3 separate regions of the Homo sapiens genome follow, and regions 1 and 2 are each linked to region 3. A link is a contact called in ENCODE Hi-C or POLR2A ChIA-PET data. All regions are on one chromosome and are shown on one strand. The core of a region is the stretch at or near the end of the contact, and the rest is flanking DNA. Distances in the headings are between cores, read along the strand shown. Region 1 overlaps TPRG1 (tumor protein p63 regulated 1). Region 2 overlaps TPRG1 (tumor protein p63 regulated 1). Region 3 has its middle 43 kb from the start of TP63.

What was found. A loop is a pair of places that touch in the nucleus more often than their neighbours do. ChIA-PET counts read pairs that join two places held with the same protein, here RNA polymerase II (POLR2A). Pooled maps may share reads with other maps.
Region 1: a map of mammary epithelial cell shows a loop between it and region 3 (5-fold over the local background). The contact joins two enhancer-like sites. A Hi-C loop is called at or near these places in 6 of 168 maps with a recorded cell type or tissue (Calu3, MCF 10A, OCI-LY7 and 2 more), 7 of 37 single-sample maps with no recorded cell type and 12 of 50 pooled maps. POLR2A ChIA-PET finds 5 or more read pairs at or near these places in 1 of 52 experiments (MCF 10A).
Region 2: a pooled map shows a loop between it and region 3 (6-fold over the local background). The contact joins two enhancer-like sites. A Hi-C loop is called at or near these places in 5 of 168 maps with a recorded cell type or tissue (Calu3, OCI-LY7, mammary epithelial cell and 1 more), 11 of 37 single-sample maps with no recorded cell type and 13 of 50 pooled maps. POLR2A ChIA-PET finds 5 or more read pairs at or near these places in 2 of 52 experiments (MCF 10A and activated naive CD4-positive, alpha-beta T cell).

The regions. Positions count from the first base shown.
Region 1 is chr3:189,266,907-189,269,606 of GRCh38, reverse strand. All of the region lies in intron 4 of TPRG1 (tumor protein p63 regulated 1), which reads right to left. Among named protein-coding and RNA genes, the nearest start is that of TPRG1-AS2, 28 kb to the right of the region's middle. Within about 2 kb of position 1,411, at least 2 of the 41 ENCODE cell types and tissues checked have a DNase peak (open chromatin) inside an H3K27ac peak, as active enhancers do; they include mammary epithelial cell, where a contact is called at or near this core.
Region 2 is chr3:189,287,439-189,290,138 of GRCh38, reverse strand. All of the region lies in intron 4 of TPRG1 (tumor protein p63 regulated 1), which reads right to left. Among named protein-coding and RNA genes, the nearest start is that of TPRG1-AS2, 48 kb to the right of the region's middle. Within about 2 kb of position 1,323, at least 2 of the 41 ENCODE cell types and tissues checked have a DNase peak (open chromatin) inside an H3K27ac peak, as active enhancers do.
Region 3 is chr3:189,587,287-189,589,986 of GRCh38, reverse strand. No RefSeq gene overlaps it. Among named protein-coding and RNA genes, the nearest start is that of TP63, 43 kb to the left of the region's middle. Within about 2 kb of position 1,411, at least 5 of the 41 ENCODE cell types and tissues checked have a DNase peak (open chromatin) inside an H3K27ac peak, as active enhancers do; they include mammary epithelial cell, where a contact is called at or near this core.

The DNA of each region.
Region 1 (2,700 bases), core at 162-2,661, 320 kb after region 3:
TCTGCAATGAATCAGAAGAAACAAATCCTCTGCCAAGTATCCCCAGCACACATGCCATTCCTCCAGATGAGTTCTCAGGAAATACACCCTGCACAGCTCCGGGACTCAATACAATTTCTTGAACATGCCTCTTCTCACTTGTATTTAAACTGGCGCACCTAAGTAAGGTCTCCCCTCTATGAAGTGATCCACATCAGCAAATATTATTACAACTCCTAATGCAAAAGGATTCAAAAAGTGAAAAACGAAAACAAAATAATATATGGCTGGTGATTAAAAGAAGATTTAGAAAATCATGGAGACAGAGAGTCACAGTTTACGACCTTGAGACCACACATTGTTATGGAAAATGTATGTTTAGGATGGATTTTTACTGGAGTACCCAAAACATTGAACTTTCACCAAGAAAGTTAGTGATAGTCTTTTCTGCTTATGTTTTGCCTTGTGCCTTTTTTTTCTGTGTGCTTTAGCTCTTGTTTTGTTCTTTTTTAAAAAGAAAAAAAGAAAAAAAAAAACCTCAGGATGTTAACTCTTGTATTTCTAAAGACAGATGATGCCCAAAGAGTTAGAAATTTAATTGTTGAGTCTTAATATCCCATTTTCTGGAGGAAAATGTATGAAATAAGAGGGTTCTCGTCATAGAGAAAATACACATGCTAAATTGACAAGGCTTGAAAAGCCAACATTCAATGTTCACAAGTAGCGAGAACAAAGAGCACCCTAAAGCCTGAAAGATCCAAAGTCTCTAGCTTCCTAGATTCTGTACTCGGTGCTTCAGGTTCCAGAAAAGATTCAGCTCTTTTTTGGAGAACTGATTCCTTCCTTTCATAAAAGCCAAATCTCTGACATACATTCCATCTGCGTTTCAGGATCTTGCTATTACGACGCTAAAGACTAGGAGCCCTTCCCTAGAAGAAATGCAACATCTCTAGCATTGATGAGCTTTCTTGTCATTCAGAGATACAAACTATTATAGAACCTCAAAGTGGGTGCCATCACACTAAATGTATCATAGTGAGTACAGGATAAATTTTGGCGCCCTTCTCAGGCATTCCCCAGCAGGGATGGGATCCTGCCCTCTGCAGGAATTCTTAGGCAACAACTTCCTAAGGAGGTATTTCTCATTTAAATATAACCTCCTGGCAACCAAATATTTATCTGGAAGAAATGGGGAGTGGCCCTGTCCAATCAGGCACCTGGGTTCAGTCCATTACTCAAAAATAACAGGATTGTGGTATTTGGGGAACGCCTCCCCACGGAGATTTGCCAAGAAATAGCTCAGCAATCCCCCATCAGCCACCCATCCTTGTCAACATGCCTCCCTGGGCATTAGAGTGAGTGGACAGCACCGCACCCAAAAATCAAACCCCGGGCATTCTTGGCACAGATACCCAAAGGCGAAGTCAAGAGTGTACATGACAAAATCCTCGCCTGCTGCCCTGTTCATCACAGCATGTGATGTAACTTGATCCTTGCTGAGGATGGTAAGTCCATAAGCTCCAAGGCAATTCTCTTTTCAGAATTTATCTCCATCCAAGTGACTTCCCTCCATTGAATTCCAAGACCATTAATCAGTATTGTCCACAAGAGGGTGATATTCAGAATCTTATATGTAACCTCTCATTTCCACACCAAGATCAGGCATCCAACACCTTTTACCAGGACTGACTCCAAGACCTGATCACACTTTTCTCAGTGCTCCAATTCATCCCACATACCGCTCCCTGTTCTAATCATTTACTCACCATTCACATACAGCAATGTGCCTGCCATATACTAATGTTGTGCTATAGGCTATAAGGACACAAAGATAAGCCTTCATGCTCTGAAATCTTTATGATGTCAGTTGGTCAATCAAAATAAATAAAACCTCCTATCTTACCATTCAACACTGTCCATGAGCATGTTCTCCTCTCTTCCACTACTGTCTCTATTTTCCAGTCACCCAGGAGACTAGTCATGATTACTTAAACAACTTTTCACACTTTCATATCATTCTTTTTGTCATACTCTTCCTCCAGTTTATGAGCCACTTTATAACTCTCTACCAAAATTCTTCATTCTGTTGTCTCTTTAGCAACAGTTCCCACCACTAAAAACGATTGCCTTGTCTATGCTCTCACAATATGTTGCTTACATCTTTATTTTGGGCTTTGTCAGATTATGCTTTATATGAAAATTAGTTTTCTATATATTTACCCTCTTAGTTCCCAATTAGATCTCAAGCTATTTGAGGGCAAGGCCAATGTATAAAGTCATGCATCACTTAACAAAAGAAATACATCTTAGAAATATGTCATTAGGCTATTTTGTCAAGGCTACTTTTGGACACCCTACACAAGGCTAGATGGTATAGCCTACTACAAACCTAGGCTATATGGTATAGAGTATATTGCTCCTATGCTATAAACATGTAACAGCATGTTACTGTACTGAATATTGAAGTCAATTATAACACAGTGGTAAGTTTTTGTATATCTAAATACATCTAAACATAGGGTACAGTAAAATATGATATAATTTTGTGGGACTGCCATCATATATGTGGTCTGTGACCAAAACTTTGTGTGATACATAACTGTATTTTATCTCTCTTTCCCTATAGAGACAACTAGACCATTGTCCTCCATTTGTTGAATCACCAAATTAAAACTATCTCAACTTAACCTTTCCAAGATCTGGGTGCAGCAATATCCAAGT
Region 2 (2,700 bases), core at 74-2,573, 300 kb after region 3:
CACATTACTGCTTCTCATATTTTGCCAGTAGAACACCCCCACTGCCATAGAGCCATGACCACTTGCCATAAACACAAAATTTATTTGCAATTGTTTTATCATTAAAACCATATAATTATGTTTCCTATTGCATTTCATTTACATTGGTTGATTTTAACATAAAAGCAATATCTGAAAATGTACACCATTTAATTGATTAAATTTAGGCTTCAGGTAGATATGGCATGTTTATCCTGTGGCTTCTTGTAGTAGCTATAACAACTCTGTTACCTGAGATTTTCTGTAATCCCATTTATAAAGCATAAGTAGATAATAGAGCATCGTGGGCAAAAATCTGAGCAAAGATATAGGTTGATCAGCATGGTATTTTAATAAGGTAATCTGATAGATTTAAGTTGAATAGATTGAAAGACTGGTAAGACTGAAAGGGTGATACAATAATCTCATAGTACTTAATATTTACCTAGTGCTGCTGTATTAGGCACGTTAAAGAAGTAGTCTCAATTAATTCTCACAATTTTCTGAGTAAAAACTATCATCATCCCCATTTTACAGGTGAAGAAACCAAAAGAAAGATAATTTAAATGACATTTCAAAGACTACGTAGTCAACAAGTGATTCAACCTGAACTTAAGCAGGGGCAGCAGGTCTCCAGAATCTCAGCTCTTAACCACTACATAGAATCACAGTCAGGAAAACATCAAAATCATTGAAGCAAGAGAAAAAAAAAAAAACACCCAAAGTAAGATCATGACAGTAGGAACAGAAAGAGTTAGGTTTGAGAAATGTGGCAAAGATTGACTTGATTGAATTTGACAACCTGATTGGATTTGGGGTCGGGGGGAGAAAGAAGTGAAAAATGACTGATTTTTTAAGCCTGCATAATTGGGAAGATAATGAGGCCATCCTCATAAATAAAGACCTACAGAAGAGAAGCAGGTTTTTAAGGAAGCAAGATATAGGGGAAAGATGATGAGTCTGAGATGCCTGTGGGGTATACAGGTGGAGACAGCCACGGGGAAGAAGTGCAGGTGCAGTGTGTTTCCCATCACTCAGCAATCAGACAAGCTAAAGGTCCAATCAGCTTTTTTCAGCCCAGGTTTTTACTCTCTTAGACTTACCCTCTAATACACAGTACATCGGTGAGTGACACATGATTATAAAATTTTCCATAAATGCTTTTGGGGAGGAAAGGCTCACGTACAGATACAGGCACCCATAAACTCGGTTACCTCATAACAAGCTGGAATCTTGCAAGACCATCTTATGCTGATTATTTTCAAAACTCACATTATTAGGCACAAATCAGTGGTTTGCGATAGATGCAGTAACAGCTGAGTAATTTCTTTCTTCCTTGCAGCAAGCTGCCCTTACAAAGGTTAATTTGCTTATGCATCATAATGAAGTCTATTTAAAGTTTTGAAACTGCGACTTAGCTCAGAATGATACTGTTTGCCCAGAGTTAGGCTTAGAGGTGAGAAGCCTTTGACCCCACTGAGGTGGGAAGAGGAAAGAAAAGCAAAAGGGGACATTGGAAAGCGGAATCAAAGGTTAGCTGGAGTTAAGAAGAGATAGAATGCAAAGGCCCCAAGGTCATTTACAAAGCTGAATATGCTTCAGTTACTGGTTTATGATCAGGATATTGATCAGGTTTGCACCTTTAAAAAACAAGCATATCATCCCAAAATTAGATGGTGAATAGTATTAATATATAGCTTTTCTTAGTCATCCTATGTGCTATAATATTCATTCCTCTTCTCCTGCAATGTACATTGGCCTTTGAAGTTTTGTTTTTACTTCTCACAACAATCTCACTACACGTTGCAGAAAAAAATCCTAAAGTTTATATAGACTTTGTTATATTAGTTTATCACAAATAGCAGCATCTTTTTTTTACATACAATGTTATTCATTTTTTAAAAAGTGAAGCAACTACATTATTGATCTGAATCTAAACATTTTGAAAACTAGTTTTATTATTTAGCTAAATTTTGGTTGTGTATACACACACAACCACACACACACAACCATATACACACATAATTTTCTCTCCTCTCTCTTTTTCCTCTGTCTCTCTCTTTTCTCTCTCACTGTCTCAGACATAAACTTTGTGTTAAAAATTTAAATTTTTTAAATTTAAATTTTATTAACTTAAATTTTTTTAATTTAAAAATTAAAATTCTCACAATTTTAAAGTTGGGTGATAAAGTCATTTCATCATTATGAACTCAATTCTCAATCTTTTCGCAAATTCCCACCTAAAACGTTCTTTCATTAAAAATCACACCTTAAAATTGGGGGAAAATAGGCAAAAAATAAACACATTTGAGTTTTGCTGAAAGAATGGCCTTTTTATTGAAAATGCTGGTATTTAAGCATCATTAGAAAAATCCAGTGATTCCTCTAGGCAATATTAACTCGGCATCTTTAAAGAAACAAGTAGGCTGGGCATGGTGGCTCACGCCTGTAATCCCAGCACTTTGGGAGGCTGAGGCGGGCAGATCACGAGGTCAGGAGATCGAGACCATCCTGGCTAACAGGGTGAAACCCCGTCTCTACTAAAAATACAAAAAATTAGCCAGGTGTGGTGGTGGGCGCCTGTAGTCCCAGCTACTCGGGAGGCTGAGGCAGGAGAATGGCATGAACCTGGGAGGCGGAGCTTGCAGTGAGCCGAGATCGTGCCACTGCACTCCAGCCTGG
Region 3 (2,700 bases), core at 162-2,661:
CATTTGAAATGCATATTTATTTTGTTATGCATTTAATTTTAACAACAATATATGAAGGCATTTAGGCATCATGGAAATGTGTTTTAGATACATATATATATATAAAAACACTAACCTGATAAATCTAGAAACATGTTTGTTGATAGACTGGCCTCAATATTGCTAATAAAAAGATCATATATAAGAGGTCTGGTCAAACTTATTGCATGCTGTTGTAAGACTTTTATGTGTTAGTGGATGCAACTGGCTTGCTAACACAGGTATCCTTGTGTTTGTTGAATGAAAACGAATGTATGAATAAATGAAAAAGTGAATGGATTTTGGATGCAGACTTTACGATAGTGTTCACCTCCAGAGAGAGTTCAATGAGCCCACCTGCGGGATTTGGAGGGCTAGGTGGGTGAGGAACCAGACATCTCAGTACCCTACTTTCTAATTTTATCAACATCTTATATAAGCCATGTGTAACATTACAGTGATACCTCAATTAACACAACCTTTGGAACAAAGGTCCCTTATAATCAAGTTGGAAGCATTGACAATAACTCATAAACTTGCAAAGCATGCTACCATGTGTCACTCTGCTCTGTGTCAGTATTCCAGTGAAGCCGCATGTCTGCACTTGGCAGATACCATTGTGCATAGCTGCCACTGGCACCCACAATCAATAGAACTGATACTATATTCCTGTTCAACTTGTTCTCTCCTCTTGGCTTTCTTTTTTCTGATCTCTTTTCAACATTAATGGCTATATCTCCTTCCACTCAAGTGTCTGATGTCCTTCTGTTCTTTAGCTTCTAATCCCCACCCTATCAAAATAAAAAGAGGTCTTGTGGATAGCTTTTCATACTGGTGACTTGCCTGATTGATTTCAGCTAATTCTGAGGTAATACATATTTATATACCAGGCAGTGCACATTATAAAACCACACCTGCCAATAGTTCTGGGAAGGGATAACACATGGTTTAGAAAGATCACTGAAAAAGAGCATTGTATGATCTATGTCATTGAAGGCTGTATTGCTGAATCACCACATGCTATTGAACTGCCAGTCCTTTTTGCTGACCTTGTTTCCACATTTACAAAATGAGAGGATCGATGATCTCTAAGGATCTTTCCAGATCTAGCTTTCTTGGATACAGAATTCATAACCGAAAACCTATGGAGAGAATTAGCTGTTTCTCTCTCAATTCCAAGATTCGGGAGAACTGAAAATGCATAGTGCCGGCTGATGTTGTTTTATCATGCTGAGTCACAGAAGAAATTTTTTTGAAAATATTTCTCTTGAAATATAAAAGGAATTATCACTAGGGTGCTTAGTAATAACCCCTTAGGGAAAAAGGCAGAGAATTACAAAACCAAGTGGCATGACACCACTACTATCTTCCCAGAATCTGGATAGAAGTTTCAAGAGTCAGGACGTGATTCACAGTGTTCTTTTTTCTTCTGCAATCATGGAATCATGTATCCAAATGCAGCCTTCATCAGCCTTTTTTCTTGAGTTTCAGTGATAAGAATATCTCTCTTGTTAACTCTGGACACATACTGAGTGTGAAAAAAAATTAGTAGCTTCAAACTACTAAAAATCCAACCAACCAACCTAACGTATCTTAAGTTGTAAAACCCAGCTTCCTCCCACTTAGTTTCTACTGCCCTTTTACCAGCCCTAGGCATTTGGAAGGTGGAAGGGGAATTCAATGTACATAATTTCCTATTACTGGATTTACATGGCTTGTAAGGCAAAACTGGGCATTTTGCCTGTAACTCTTCAGAGAGAATTTATCAGGCACAGACTCTGAGCTTAGAATTTTACTACCACAAATATAAGAAACTTAAAAAGGTAGAAAGGCATGTTTCCCTGGTGCTAAAATATTTAAAGGTATTCTCTCTTACCCTCTCCAGTTGTTCTGTCTTTACAGAGTACTGAAATCTCAGACTGATGAGGATCTTATAAGAAAGGTTATCAAATGTTCTGTCTGATGCAGTCTTCCACAGCCCCTTGAAGTAATATCTAACTTTTGCCTGAACATTGTCTTTGATAGGGAACTCATTTCCTCACAAGATGGCCAGTTCTATTTCCAAATGGCATTGATTCTAACAGAGTTCTTCTCTCTACATTAAAGTAAAATATGACTCACTACAATTTCTACCCAATGAAATGTTTAATTCTCCCTCTTGGGGCCTCATGTTAATTCCTCTTACCCTTGATATTCCTTAAAATATTTAAAGACAGCACAGTCTCTGAAATGAAGTTCCTTGAATTCTCCCAGAGAAGGAACTTGAATTACAAAATTGGCTAGAGAGGAGATGACAATTATTTGGATGTACAATTATTTCCAGGTGGTCACAACGCAGTTATTATTATTAATGCAGATGAAGTGAAAATTAGGTAGCAGGAAAAAAGTGAAAGGTTCAATTCCTCATATCTTAAATAAGTTAATGAATCAGTCGATTCATCAAAGCAGCAAGAACAAAAAAGCAGTTGGTGAGAGCTCTATTTTGGCAGGAGGAAAGCTCAATTTCACATCCACTATTTTATGCCTATCTCCTCTCCCTGTGTTGCTAATTATCTAAAATGAAAGTTTTGCTGCTTACTAATGACTAGAAAGAGAAGAGAGAGATAAATTGGTAAAGTTACTAAAAATAATCTCAGAGATACACAGAGGTTGACACAGAGGATGACACACTGAGGGTGCAAA